Regions from separate parts of the Homo sapiens genome. Here regions 1, 2, 3 and 5 are each linked to region 4. A link is a contact called in ENCODE Hi-C or POLR2A ChIA-PET data. All regions are on one chromosome and are shown on one strand. The core of a region is the stretch at or near the end of the contact, and the rest is flanking DNA. Distances in the headings are between cores, read along the strand shown. Region 1 has its middle 38 kb from the start of CCR3. Region 2 overlaps LOC105377067 (a long non-coding RNA gene). Region 3 holds the start of CCR1 (C-C motif chemokine receptor 1). Region 4 overlaps LRRC2 (leucine rich repeat containing 2). Region 5 overlaps CCDC12 (coiled-coil domain containing 12).

Region 1 (2,700 bases), core at 42-2,541, 260 kb before region 4:
ACTCCCTTCCAACTCCAAGATGGGAAAATGGCACCCATGTGATAGAATGGCTAAACAACTAGTCAAGTTATCACCTCAGACCATGTGCCTATTGAGAATGAAGCCTGGTGGGATGAGGGTGGGGGTTGGCAGGAAGGTGCTGCTATCCACCAATCTAAAGAGGATGAAGAAGGCCAGAACTAGAGGGTAGGATGGCTGCTTCTGAAGGCACTGAGAAACTTAAAGCAAGACCATTCAAATGCTGAAACTTTCATTCTCAAGTTAGAGTGAAACTTAAAGCCTTTCTGTGACCACGTTGAAAAAAAAAAGTCTCTTATTACTTGCAGCTGCCAGGTTAAGACTGGTGGAAATTAATTCAGAGCATGAAGTGTCTTAATTATAGTAGGAGTTGTATTTGCAAATTTGCTAAAAAGCCTGTATGAATGTTAAGGCATTGGTAAGATAGACTGAGGATCAGTGGGAATGGGGATATCTGGGAGGATGCACAGGACCTGGGAAACCCTGTTCCTCCATCCCCTCTGGCACACTGTCATTTCTACTTTTCCTTCTAAGGAAGCTGTTTTCCCTTAGCATGAGAAAGGTAACAGTTCGCTCTTCATTGTTGCTCACCTAATAAACAGGATTTGAATTCAACCTGGCCCAGAGGGTAAAATGCAGAATCAAGGTATGGGAAAAAATTCCGTAAAGAATTATAGAAAGTGGTCAATGAACATTATTGAAAAACTGAGTTTGGCTTTTAAGAGTGCTTAATAAAAAATTGCAGAATAGAAATTTGGATTGGGCTGAATTAATTGACATGTACACTCATTGAAAATATTGCACTCAATGGTTAAGGTCCTAAGAGTTGTTGATTGGTCTAATACAAACCTGGACCAAATGCTGGTCCATCCTCAATGAGTGTAAAAGGCCAGAGATCCCTAGGAATCATCTAGAGGAAGACAGGAACGTTATACTTCTATCAAGCATAATGTCAGTCTACCACTGACACTCTTTTTCTTGTCATAAAGACAAGATCGGAGAGGGAAGCTCATTAGGAATGATAGTGGGAGGGGCTGTAATTGAAATGCAATCTTTGACCTCAGTCAGATAGGGAGTATGTTAAGTGTGGACTTTTTACCTGCAAGAAACAACATAGATGTGGCCATTATAAAAGCCAACAGGAAAAGGATGGTGATAACACCTCTGGGAGTGATCTGACATCCGGAAGCCTCTGACTATGTTTATTCATTATGGAGATCCCAAGAATTAAGTCAAGAAAATGTCAGGTCTGGCAAAAAAACAGATCTGTCTTGAGTTGTAGTGAGAAAATGTGGCCTCTCGCCAAATTCTCAGAAGTGAGTCACTTCATAAAATGAGGGCCTTTTAAGTGAGAAGAAAACCACACCTCAAAAAAAGAGCTCTACAATATGTCATACATGATACTCTAACACCTAGGCTTTCCCAAATGAACCTGTAACCAATTTTCCTGGAATAATATGCACTGGGAAAAAGAAGCACCCACAGCCTTTGGTATTATTGATTGCCAATTTTAAGTTACAGTAATTCCAAAAGACCCAGGAAATCACTCTAGTCAGCCTCAGAGTAGGCACCCATGAGGGCCAGGAGATAGAGGTGCTTCCCCCGCCCCTTTGAGACAGGGTCTCACCTTGTCACCCAAGAGTGAGTTTGGTGGTGCGATCTTGGCTCACTGAGCCTAGACCTCCCCAGGCTCAGGTGATCCTCCCACCTCAGCTTCTTGCGTAGCTGGGACTACAGGCACATGCTACCATGCCTGGCTAATTTCTGCATTTTTTGTAGAGATGGGGTTTTGCCATGTTGTCCAGGCTGGTCTCAAACTCCTGGACTCAAGCAAACAACCCACTTGGCCTCCCAAAGTGCTAGGTGATAGAGTTTTGATGTGACTTTGTATCATCGTAGGCAGAATTTGGCCCAGAACCCACCTTGTGATTTTCACCAGTCTCCAGTGCAGTGTTAGAATGAACATACTTAGTAGGCCGGGCGCAATGGCTCACGCCTGTAATCTCAGCATTTTGGGAGGCCGAGGCGGGCAGATCATGAGGTCAGAAGTTCGAGACCAGCCTGGCCAATATGGTGAAACCCCATAACTACTAAAAAAAAAAAAAAAATACAAAAATTATCCAGGCATGATGGTGCCGGCCTGTAGTCCCAGCTACCCGGGAGGCTGAGGCAGAAGAATCGCTTGAACCTGGGAGGCAGAGGTTGCAGTGAGCCAAGGTCGCGCCACTGCACTCCAGCCTGGGCAACAGAGCAAGACTCCATCTCAAAAAAAAAAAAAAAAAAAAAAAGAATGGGATTCCCATTAGGCTTTCAGACAGTAAATAATGGCTACAACAGAGGAAGGCCCAAGTGGAAGCCACTGAAGGCCCCCTGCCCATACAAAGCAGAAAATCAAAAACAACGCTCTATCCTATGAAGAAAATAGCAGATTAGTCTCATCACAGATAAGAAAGACACAGATATGTTGATTCCTGTCATACCTCCTTTTAATGCTCCAGTTTTGCCAGTAAAAAAATTTAAAAAATAATAAAATAAAATAAATTGATGGGTCTTGGGGAATAGCCATGGAATGTTACGACTAAATCAGATGGTGACTTTCACTGTGTGTGTTGTCTTCTAAGTTTGGTCCCCTTGCTGAGGCAAATCATTACAGTCATGGTATTTGGCATGTAGATGCCAGTC
Region 2 (2,700 bases), core at 22-2,521, 350 kb before region 4:
AGCATAGTACCCGATAAGTATTTTTTTCTGAACTTTTCCCTCCTCCCACCCTCCACCTTCAAGTAGGCCCCAGTGTCTGTTGTTCCCCTCTTTGTGTCCATGTGTTTTTATTATTTAGCTTCCACTTATAAGTGAGAGCATGCATCTATCTTTGATTGTTTTTTTACAATTGAGTTATACAAGCACTCTCTAAATTCTGGTACCAGCTTTTTATCATAAATGTGTTTTGCAAATATTTCTCCCAGTGTTTTTCCTGTCCTTCCATTTTCTTAATGGTATCTTTTGAAGTGCAAGGTTTTCAATTTTGATGAGGTCTATTTTATCAATTTTTTCATTTATAAATCACATTTTTAAAAGAAATCTGTCTGGCCCAAAGTCCTAAAGATTTACTTCTATGTTTACTTCTAAAAGTTTAATTGTTTCAACTCTTACATTTAAGTCTATGATTTGTTTTCAGTTAATTTTTGTGCATGGTGTGAGGTGAGGGTCCAAGGTCATTTTTTTTGCATACACATAGTTATATTATGAAATGTTTTTCTAGAAGTTAATATGATAATAGCTTAATATTTTATTTTATGAACATACTATAAACAGTGAGGTCCTGGTAAATATTTGACAATCATCTCTTTTAAAAAAGCCCTGATTTGTAGTATTTGCCAATTTCCCTGTGTAAATATTCCAACAGTGTTTAATTTAAAGCTACTACATGACATAACATATGGAGTTGGGAAGAAGTCACACCATTGATTCTTATGAATTGCTACAAGCTGGCTCTAGCATATCACTAAATCAATTTAACCAATCTCCTGGGTTTTTGTTTTATTTTTGTTTGCTTCTTGTTTTTCTCTCTTTTACCCTCAATATATACAAAAGATGCAAAAAAGAAACAAAAAGCAGAAACAGTCTATTTTATTCATCGCTATAAATGAATGCTGTATCTCTAGGGAGTTTCTAGTTCTCTCTCCTTAGGAACACAGCTGTGGGCAACATCCTTGAAGCCTTTCTGTGGTCACATTTAGTAGTGTCTATCACATTTACTTTCAGACAACCCCCTCGCCAGCCTTGCTTCCTTTTAATGATAAAGAAAATCAAGTTTTGACAAATAGAGTATAAAGCAGCTTGAACTTCTGCAATTTTGCAAAAACACATATACAAAATTTAAATTATAGAGGTGACTTCCCCCCCTTTTTTTTCTCCCTCTCAAGAACCAAGTATAGAATTAAGCAAATGCTGAGGAGGAAAATAGTTGTCTTGACAGGCAGTGGAAGTCAAGTGTGAATGGCCACAATGTGTCAGCTTCCTGAAAGTGTCTTGTACATAAGAGTACTGCAAAGAAATCACTGGAGTGTGACACTGTTTCAGATAAATATATCTGATCTTCCTTTCGAGGAAATCTTGTAAGAAGTGCAAATAAAACTAGGGGGCCACTTTGGATCAGATGCTTTTTTTTTTTTTTTGAGGGAGGGTCTCACTCTGTCACCCACACTGGAGTGCAGTGGTGTGATCATGGCGCACTGCAGCCTCGACCTCCAGGGCTCAAACAATCCTCCCATCTCAGCCTCCTGAATAGCTGGGACTACAGGTGTGCACCACCATGAGTGACTCATTTTTGTATTTTTTGTAGAGACAGGGTTTTGCCATGTTGCCCAAGTTGGTCTCAAACTCTTGGGCTCTCAAAATGCTGAGATGATAGGCATGAGCCCCCATGCCTGGCCAATAGATATTTTTAATAAGTAGTTATTAGATGCCTATCTGTAGCTCTGTGGAGCCCACATAGCTTTATCCACATTGTTACAAATGGGAAGCAGCAGAGGCCTGGGATCTGGGAGAGCAGTGAGCCATGGGGGATTTGGAGGAGAAAGGGCACTAAGTTGTATGGGGATAAGAGGGTTTTGAGCAACTGTCACTATTTGGCAAGACCTTTATTCAATATAATTACCATTATTTAAAGTACCCCTTTCTATTACTATGAAAAGTGAGGCTCAGAGAGATGTGAAAGTGCTTACACAGGGACTTCTGGCTTACAAATACCTGCTTTTTAAACTCTGTGCTCAGAGTGTGCATTGGGAGTCACCTCATGAAGTGGAGACTCAAGCTCAGTGACTCATCACAGCCTCCTGCTCTGGCCCCATGTCCCAGTCAGCCCACTCACTGCCCCATGCTCCCCCTCTCACTCCTGCTCCCCTGCACATGACGGGAGTCATACTAACCTTTGTGCAGGTCCCAGAGAGAGTCATGCTTCTGGCCTTCATTCACTCCACACCCTTACCCCGGAATGTTCATCCCACTGTGTTCTTCTAAGAAGCAACTGCTCATCTTTTTCTTTTCTCTGTCTCCTTCTCACTCTCTTTCCCCAACTTTCCCCCCATTAGACTTCTTCTCCTTCTTGCCCTTTCTCCTTCCTTTCTTTCTTTTCACAAAGAATAGTTTTTCTTATGATGTGGCCATTTTAAAAGTTGGATAGGCCAGCCTGGTGGCTCATGCCTGTAATCCCAGCACTTTGGGAGGCCAAGGCAGGAGTATCCCTTGAGGCCAGGAGTTCAAGACCAGCCTGGGCAACAAAGCAAGATCCTGTCTCTACAAAGGATAAAAATAAAGTATTAGCTGGGTGTAGTGACATGGGTCTGTGGTCCCAGCTACTGAGGAGGTTGAGGCGGGTGGATCTCTTGGGTCCAGGAGTTCAAGACCGCAGTGAACTGT
Region 3 (2,700 bases), core at 62-2,561, 330 kb before region 4:
TATAAATGCCAATTGCGTGCATCTCTTCCCCACTCCACATTCAGCATGTTGGTAGCTTGAAACTGACCACAGTGGGGGCATTTATACCATGAAAATCAACAAATGTTATAAAGCAGGGATCTTTTCTTCAGAAGAGTCAGTTGTTGAACATTTACCAGCACATCACTGCCCAGGCCCCACATTCTGAACAGTCCAGCACTGTCCCACTGCTCGGTGCGGGAACTAAAGGATCAGTGAGTGGCACATAGCCTGGTGCCAGGTTGTGCAAACTTTTGGGAGTTTCCATCTCTTCTTTGAAATCTGGGACCCACCAAGACCACCTATGAAGTAGATACCTATACGGAGCCACCATGCCCCTCTATCTTCAGAACAAAATCCTGACCTGTGTCTTTGTTAGTAGAGCAGAACAGATGCCCCCCAAGATCACCTGGCCAGCTCCTTGCCTTTGGGTGAGTGAAAGCCTACCTCTTCCAAAGATAGCAGTGCCAATTTTGAGGATCCTTGGTTCTAGTCTTCTTAAGAGATAGGTTCAGTATCAAATCATCCTTGCATCTGCCAAGATTTTTCTAGCTAATATTTCCCTCTTGCTATAATTTCTTCATACACCATGTTTGGTTTTCCTTTACATGGGGGAATTTGGCAAGCAATTTTTTTTTTTTTTTCAGACAGACTCTTGCTCTGTCGCCAGGCTGGAGTGTAGTGGTGCAATCTCAGCTCACTGCAACCTCCACCTCCCGGATTCGAGTGATTCTCCTGCCTCAGCCTCTTGAGTAGCTGGGACTACAGGCATGCGCCACCATGCCCGGCTAATTTTTATTTTTAGTAGAGACAGGGTTTCACCATATGGCCAGGATTGTCTCCATCTCTTGACCTCATGATCCACCTGCCTCGGTCTCCCAAAGTGCTGGGATTACAGCCGTGAGCCACTGCGCCCCGCCAAGTAATTTCTTATTGAATAGGTTTCCACAGAAAACACCTTTTGTCCCTTAGTACTGACTGACTTTCTTAATCAGTAACCAAAAGCCAATCCTTCAAGTAAGCTTCCTTTTTAGCAAAAAAGCCTATATTTCATCTGAGCACCCAGCTTTATAAATCCACCATTCTCAGTATTGCTACAGTATTAATTGCCTTGGAGATGCATCCATGGGCTACTTAGACATTTGCCCAGCCTACTCAAAGAATTCCCCCTACCTTTGAGGAGCCCCTAGCTGCATGCATGTCTTTGAACAACACTGCCCTCCACAGTAACAGATAAGACAGAAAAGACAAGTGACACTTACTCTGGTTCCAAGGGACTTTGTCCGTGAAGTCTTTGTTTCTGGGGCTTTCTGGGTTTTTATGAATTCAAGTTTCAAGATCCTGACCAAGTAGGAAGTACTCAGCTTCCTGTGTGATGATGGAGAATTGGCTCCAGTTTCACAGTCTTTCAAAATGACAAGAAAGGGACAAAGTTCTTCTTTTTGTGTGGTTTGGTGCTCATGAATGGCCACAACGCCCACCAGTGGCCACTTCCTGGAAGCCAAGTTAACTGCGAGGATTTTCTCTGCTCACTCTGAGCCTCTTGAGTCTTGGCCCTGGGAGCTCAGCCTTAAGGGAATTGGGGGCAGGTGAAGCTGAGTTGGGTGAGGTGGGTGGCAGTGAGATGTTCCCAGAATGTTTGGAGCAATTGAAGTGTGGGATGTGTGTATGTGGGATGGGGGCAGGGCATAGAGCTCTTGTGGTCAGCGGCAGACTTCTTTTTTTTCTTCTTCTTAAAGATTGTGAATGGAAGGATTTAAACTGGAACCCTGAGTCCTGTTCCTCAAAACTAACTGACATGGGTGCTCACAGAGGCAGCAGCTTCTCTTTGGCACCCTATGCCCCTCGGCTTCTGGGAGCTCATTGTCCCTCTGCTCTCTGCTCCCCAAGTCCCTCCCCACCAAACCTCAGAGAGTGGCTTTGCCCCAGGAACCTCCAGCATGAAGGGAATATAGGTCTGTTGGTTACATTTTGACCTTCCCTTTCTGATGCCCCATTCCTGTTTTACGTGATGGTCAAACATGGGCCAAGTTCAAATCCCAGCTCTCCACCTGTGACATGGGCAGATCACTCACCTTTCTAAGTCTTGGTTCCTACTCTGCTAAATGGGAGTATTGAATGCTTACCTCAGAGGAGAAGCACGAAGTCAACTTGTACATGAAAAATGTCAGAGTGCCTGGCACAGTGAAAAATGTCTGACAAATGATGAGTACTGTGACTCTCCTCACAACTGCCAACACCTACTCTGCCTCTGCCCTTGTGTCTTCTATAAAGTGGGGACACCCCTAACCTTCCTCACGGCATTGCTACAAAGCACTGTTTCAGAAATCATCAGTGTGAATGTGCTTTGAAAAGATCACTTGTCTCTTCATGGTTCAGTTTTCTTATCTGTAAAATGAAGAATTCAGACAAGATGGCCTAAGCTTGACATCTGATCATCACTCAGCTTCACCCCAAAGAAATAAATGGGGGTCTGCATGTGCCTGGCTATTTGCAGTACTTTGCTGGTGGATCAGTTTCCAAAGAGAACAGAGGCTTGTGAGGCCTGCCTTTTCCTTGATCCTGTCTAAAGTAAGGGACATGGTCAGTACCTCATCCTTGACCAGGCTTCCAGCTCTGCTCTAGGTTTCATTCCACAGAGGGGATGTACCAGGCAAATCTGCTTGTTCATTGAACAAATAT
Region 4 (2,700 bases), core at 91-2,590:
AGTCAGTGGGTCTCTCCAATTTGCAAAATAAAGGGGCAGGAGGTAAATGACCCCTTACATGTCAAAAATGGTACTTTTCAGTCATAGAAATTCTAAGGTCCTTTCTACCTTTCCAGAAACTAGGCAAGGAAACAGAAGTACTTATCCTTGTTGGGTCTAAAATTTGATTTTACCCTGCTTAGAAGCTAATAAATTTTGCCTATTCCTGTTTCATGGATACCGACAGAAGACACGAGGCTCCTGGTCCAACACAGCATACTGATGTGAGTTGCACTTACAGCTAAGTTTACCAAGCGTGATGCAGATGGCCTGGATAGATGCTATGCACATATACATCACAGCTGAGAACCCTGAGCTTGGGGAACCCACCACTTTTACAGCAAGTGGTTAGCAAGGCTGCTCTTTGCCTGGGAGCAGGTGTCTCCTCATCCCTCAAGGTTAGTACATGCATATGCATCCCCAAGATCGGCCTGGGTAAGAGGGTGGTCAGAGCCTTGTAGTCTTGACACAGCCAGCAAGACATGTATGAACACCAGAGGCTCCACAAGCCACCTGTCCCACAGGGTCTTGGCTTCTGGTAAATTTTCACATAACTATGCGAAACCACTGGTCCCAGGGCACATGTGTAAGAATGGAGCTCCATGCAGCTCCAGACCTTCACTCCTTGCACCCCAGGAAAAAGAGAAGCAATAATGATCACTGTCATTTTCATTTTAAGATAACACAACTGAATAATGACTGAGAATTATAAAATTTTGATCCATCAAAAAGACATCAGGCTGGTTACTGTGGCTCATGCCTGTAATCCCAGCACTTTGGGAAGCCGAGGCAGGCAGAGCACCTGAGGTCAGGAGTTTGAGACCAGCCTGGTCAACATGGTGAAACCCCTTCTCTACTAAAAAAAAAAATACAAAATCAGCTGGTGGCACGTGACTGTAACCCTAGCTACTTGGGAGGCTGAGGCAGGAGAATCACTTGAACCAGGGAGGCAGAGGTTGCAGTGAGCCGAGATTGTGCCATTGCACTCCAGCTGGGGCAACAAGAGCGAAACTCCGTCTCAAGGAAAAGAAAAAAAAAGACAACATAAGCTAAACTAGATTTATCAATGGACTAATGTATAAGAGCAATACATTACATTTCTAATAAGCATACTGCACGTTTATAGGTTTAAAACAAAAAGAAAATAAACACAGAGTTCCTAAATAAAATATTGCTCACTCATGAAACTTCTGGTTTCTGAGCAATTGGCAAGTGTCCTGTGTGCTGAGTTATACAGGCGAGACGCCGACCTCACCACCCAAAGGGATGCTGCAAACAAGCAGCTCTGGGGAGCCTCCAAACGGCCCTGCCCAACCACTTCCTGGGGAAGCTGGAGAGGAAACACGGTGTCTGCACAGTGTCTGTCACCTGCCTGACAGCTGCCTGCTTAACACACCAGAGGCCCGAAGACCCCTGCTAAGTTGACATACCGATTTCTGCTGGAAGATGTGAGATTTGGTTTTTTGGCAGATCCAGAATTCTCATCGCTTGAAATAACTGAATATATGTAGGAATGATTTGAATCAAGGTATTGCTTATGTACCATTCTCTCAGGTGTGTCTGCTCCTTCAATGAATCTGGGAGCTCCTAAAATAGAAAGAATGACATCAATCAGAACTAGCTCCTCCGTGTGCACAAAGCCGTGTAAAACCAAGCATTTATTTTAAAACAGGAAGTGAGAAAGCAGACACGAGAGCATAAAACTTAACCACCAGCACTCCAGCCATTTCAAAAAGAAACCAAAGACACCGCAGTTGTCGTCAACTTCACAACAGTATATTAGCCCTATTTCAAAACTGCCGTGAATTCATGATGTTATTAAAATTAAATCCTAGTGAACACAAAAAACCAGACTCACACTTAGAGCCACAATGTGTATTATTTATTTGCAACATACCAACTTAACATCCCCTAAGGTCTGTCTATACATTCGATTTCAAAATTTGTGCTTCGTTTCCCTTTGTCTGTAGTTGCTTTTAGAAATACTTGATAAACCTCTAATATTTGCTGTACCACATTTCCAAATATTCTTAAGAGTCTATGAAAGGGAAAAAGCATGAGAAAGACAGTCAGCTGGGACACCTGAGTTCCGGCCCAGGCCCTGCCATTTTCCAGTCACGCCACCTCCCTGGGTCTCCACTGCTGAAATGACATTGATGAACTCAGTGTCCAAGGCCTCCCCTAGCTCAAGTGTTCTGGGATAAAACTGTAAAGGTGTCAAGCAAGAAGCGTTTAAAGACTTTAAGGAGGCTATTTGTCCAGCTGAAGAAATCTAATTCACCGAGAGTTACCGAGCCCCCATTGCAGGTGAGGGGTGCTCAGCACTGAGGGGTGGGGCAAAGACGAGACACACAGGTCCCCTGACCTCAGAAGCTGACCACAACGCACCATCAGCAAAGTGGCTGGAGCACAGGGTGGAGGTGGGATGAGGTGTGGAAAACTCCATGGCAGTTGAAGGGGAGGTGGAGGGAGCAATGGAGTCCATAGTGATCCTTCTTTTTTGTACTTGGTACTTGTAATGTGCTTTACAACCATTGCCCTCCTGTGTGTGGGTTAAGCTGTTAACTTGCAAAAGTGCTTTCACTCTAGTATTATCTCATGCAACAGTACCATAAGATAGGCAAAGTGGGCCGGGCACAGTGGCTCACGCCTGTAATCCCA
Region 5 (2,700 bases), core at 1-2,500, 390 kb after region 4:
CAGAGGCCCTGTCTACTCTGTTGGAGTACGGTTCTCTTCCAGAGCTGGGCCAAGGACGCCTAGGGAGCATTCACAGGGTGTCTCTCCTGGATCATCCCATTTGACAGATAAGGGGACTGGAGGTCAGAGAGACTGTACCCTTTTCATAGGATCACACAGCAGTGGCTGCACATCTTAGCTCAAGGCAATGTATAACTCCCAGCCAGGGCTAAAGCTCCTAGGCTGAGTGATTCCCAAAAGAGAAGGCCAGTGGTCACCCACAAATTCCCCAAGTCTGGCCCCTCTTCAGAGCCTTCCTGCCCTGGGGCTCATGCCATGGAATACGCCTCAACTACTTAGAGAAAAGCATCTGGGTGTGCTGGGCCAGGGGCATGTGGCAGTGAGGAGTGACATGTGGACAGAGAAGCAGGTGCTGGAGGGCTCCAGAGGGGCGTGGCTGCCTACAGCTGTGGGAATGTGGAGGGGAGACACTCCAGGAGGAGGTGGCGCCTGGGCCTGCAATGACGCGGACAGGGTCAAGGCACAAAGCACACGAGAGGCTGACTCAGCTCCAAGACTGTTGAGAGTGGCCAGTGAGGGCTGTGAAAATAGGCATGACCATGTGCAAGGCTGGGAAGGCCACAGTCCACCAGGACAGCAGTGAGAACTGAACAGCCCCAAAGGCCTCCATGAAGAGAGAGGAGCCACAAGGGGCCAGAATCTCCCGGCAGGAGCTGCGGCTAGCTACTATGTTTTTATGTTCTTCCTGCCTCAGTCTTTTCAGGCAGGGGTGGCTGAACCAAGAACTCACTGGGGTCCTCTCTGGCTCAGGGGCTCATCAAATCCTAGCCCCACACACACAGAAGCAGGCTCCCAGGAAAATGTGTCCCTGGTAACTCCACAGGGCGGCAGGGCGAGAGGTCCTGGGGGCTGCAGGGTCTAAGAAAGGCAAGGCAGAGGCAGTGGGACAGACCCCTAGCCCCAGGGGATGCAGGAGTGGCCCCTCAGATGCTGGCCAGGTGAGACTAGGCCGCAGGTCCTCCTCCTTCCCCAGTACCTCTTTCGGTTCTTGACCAGTGGTCCCTCAGAAAAGTCCTGGGCCTCTAAGGCAGGAAACAATTTCCCAACAGGCCTCCCACAGTCTGCCATCTCCCAAGCCCTCTGTCTGGACCAGGTAAAAGTGCTGCTGACTTCCTCAGGCCCTGCAAAAGCAAGCTTTCCCAGAGGCAGGGGTGTCTGTGGCTACACAGCTAGCAAGCGGCAGTGCTTTGGACTCAGGGGCTTTCAGATGCTATTCACTCTCCTATTTAAGGGCTCCACCTGCTTCCTGCCCCCAGCTTACTTACCATCTCCTTCCTTCCTGCCAGGGCCCCTGAGCCTGGAGCCTTGGGGCTGGGCTGAACCACTGCGGGCGATGGGGCAGTACCAGCATAGCCTGTGTGGAGGAAGCCCACCTGCACTCCCAGAAGGCCCAGAGATACCCCACCCCGTCCCCCATCCTTGAACACCTGCCTCGGGCCTGGAGGTACATGTCAGGTCACAGAGGTACAGGGAGACAAAGTGGGGCATGACTGGGTGCAAAGGCTTTCGTTCACAACAGGGTGGGGAGAAATGAGGAAGAGAAACTGGGTGTGGGAAGAAAACTGCAGGGATTAGTAAGAAAAAAAACTGTCGCTTTCAGAAACGGTCTCCAGGGTTCTGTGAGAAATCAGAAGGAGAGAGGAGAGGCCACAGGGAACTGTACCCAGAACTCACAGCAGCAACACGCACCCATGCCTCCAGACCCACCCACTGCCCGAGGCTTCAGAAGGCCAACTGGAGGAGTGAACCAGAAGCAAGAGGCGGGAGCAGAGCCTTGCGCCCACTGTGCCCTGCCACCCCCAGAGCGGAGCACTGGCCAAGCAGCCAAGAACATCTAGATCCCGACCACCATGGGAAGGTCTCATTCTGGGCCTCAGTTTCCACATTTAGAAACATTACGGCTGTGCTGGGTGCATCCAGCTCTATCAAGCTGGGTCCACGCCCTCCCCAGACTCACTCTTGGAGGGTTAATCTGATGTGCAGCCACTGTTGTGTGATCGCGTGAAAATGGTGCAGTCTCTGACCTCCAGTCCCCTTAGCGTGGAGAGCTAAGAGACTTCCCCTCCCTAATGCCCACTTAACTGCCCACCCCCGGAATTCCACCACTACCAAAGGACAGGAGTCTCTGGGAGAGGTCAAGGAGCATGGGGGGGTTCAGCTTGGGGACCTGGCCTTTCCAACACAGGCCCAAGATTTAACCTCCCTTATAAAAGCAGGTGGATCACTTTAGGTCAGGAGTTTGAGCCCAGCCTGGCCAACAGGGCGAAACCCGGTCTCTACTAAAAATACAAAAATTAGGTGGGTATGGTGCCACATGCCTGTAATCTCAGCTATTCAGGAGGCTGAAGCAGGAGAATCGCTTGAACTGAGGAGGCAGAGGTTGCAGTGAGCTGAGATCGCACCACTGCACTCCAGCCTAGGCTGCAGACTGTCTCAAAAAAAAAAAATGTATATATATGTATTTTAAATGGCTTTAGAGAAGTACCAAGACAGCAAGGATTTCAGGGGCTGCAATCATGGAGATAAGGGAAGTACAACAAAGTGAGCCTGACATCACGTCCCTCTTTCCCCTTAAAGCATGTCTATTTACATGCAGCAGCTGAAAAGCTGAGAGACTGAGCAGAGCTTCCCATTAGGTTG

The links. Hi-C counts contacts between places; a loop is a spot of excess contacts on that map. ChIA-PET counts read pairs that join two places held with the same protein, here RNA polymerase II (POLR2A). Pooled maps may share reads with other maps.
Region 1: a pooled map shows a loop between it and region 4 (4-fold over the local background). The contact joins two enhancer-like sites. A Hi-C loop is called at or near these places in 10 of 37 single-sample maps with no recorded cell type and 11 of 50 pooled maps.
Region 2: a map with no recorded cell type shows a loop between it and region 4 (12-fold over the local background). The contact joins two enhancer-like sites. A Hi-C loop is called at or near these places in 15 of 37 single-sample maps with no recorded cell type and 5 of 50 pooled maps. POLR2A ChIA-PET finds 5 or more read pairs at or near these places in 2 of 52 experiments (HEK293 and activated B cell).
Region 3: a pooled map shows a loop between it and region 4 (7-fold over the local background). The contact joins the promoter of CCR1 here to the enhancer-like site in region 4. A Hi-C loop is called at or near these places in 4 of 37 single-sample maps with no recorded cell type and 8 of 50 pooled maps. POLR2A ChIA-PET finds 5 or more read pairs at or near these places in 1 of 52 experiments (HEK293).
Region 5: a map with no recorded cell type shows a loop between it and region 4 (13-fold over the local background). The contact joins two enhancer-like sites. A Hi-C loop is called at or near these places in 14 of 37 single-sample maps with no recorded cell type and 5 of 50 pooled maps. POLR2A ChIA-PET finds 5 or more read pairs at or near these places in 1 of 52 experiments (OCI-LY7).

What each region holds. Positions count from the first base shown.
Region 1 is chr3:46,278,985-46,281,684 of GRCh38, forward strand. No RefSeq gene overlaps it. Among named protein-coding and RNA genes, the nearest start is that of CCR3, 38 kb to the left of the region's middle. Within about 2 kb of position 1,292, at least 3 of the 41 ENCODE cell types and tissues checked have a DNase peak (open chromatin) inside an H3K27ac peak, as active enhancers do.
Region 2 is chr3:46,185,945-46,188,644 of GRCh38, forward strand. The region is part of intron 1 of LOC105377067 (a long non-coding RNA gene); the gene reads left to right. Among named protein-coding and RNA genes, the nearest start is that of CCR1, 21 kb to the right of the region's middle. RefSeq lists an enhancer at 1,595-1,734. Within about 2 kb of position 1,272, at least 3 of the 41 ENCODE cell types and tissues checked have a DNase peak (open chromatin) inside an H3K27ac peak, as active enhancers do.
Region 3 is chr3:46,207,002-46,209,701 of GRCh38, forward strand. It overlaps CCR1 (C-C motif chemokine receptor 1), which reads right to left and starts at 1,312. Exons shown (of 2, transcript NM_001295.3): 1 at 1,281-1,312.
Region 4 is chr3:46,537,576-46,540,275 of GRCh38, forward strand. It overlaps LRRC2 (leucine rich repeat containing 2), which reads right to left. Exons shown (of 9, transcript NM_024512.5): 4 at 1,470-1,626. Among named protein-coding and RNA genes, the nearest start is that of LRRC2-AS1, 18 kb to the right of the region's middle. RefSeq lists an enhancer at 1,487-1,546. Within about 2 kb of position 1,341, at least 16 of the 41 ENCODE cell types and tissues checked have a DNase peak (open chromatin) inside an H3K27ac peak, as active enhancers do; they include OCI-LY7, where a contact is called at or near this core.
Region 5 is chr3:46,925,746-46,928,445 of GRCh38, forward strand. The region is part of intron 2 of CCDC12 (coiled-coil domain containing 12); the gene reads right to left. Among named protein-coding and RNA genes, the nearest start is that of PTH1R, 49 kb to the left of the region's middle. RefSeq lists an enhancer at 1,481-1,860. Within about 2 kb of position 1,251, at least 22 of the 41 ENCODE cell types and tissues checked have a DNase peak (open chromatin) inside an H3K27ac peak, as active enhancers do; they include OCI-LY7, where a contact is called at or near this core.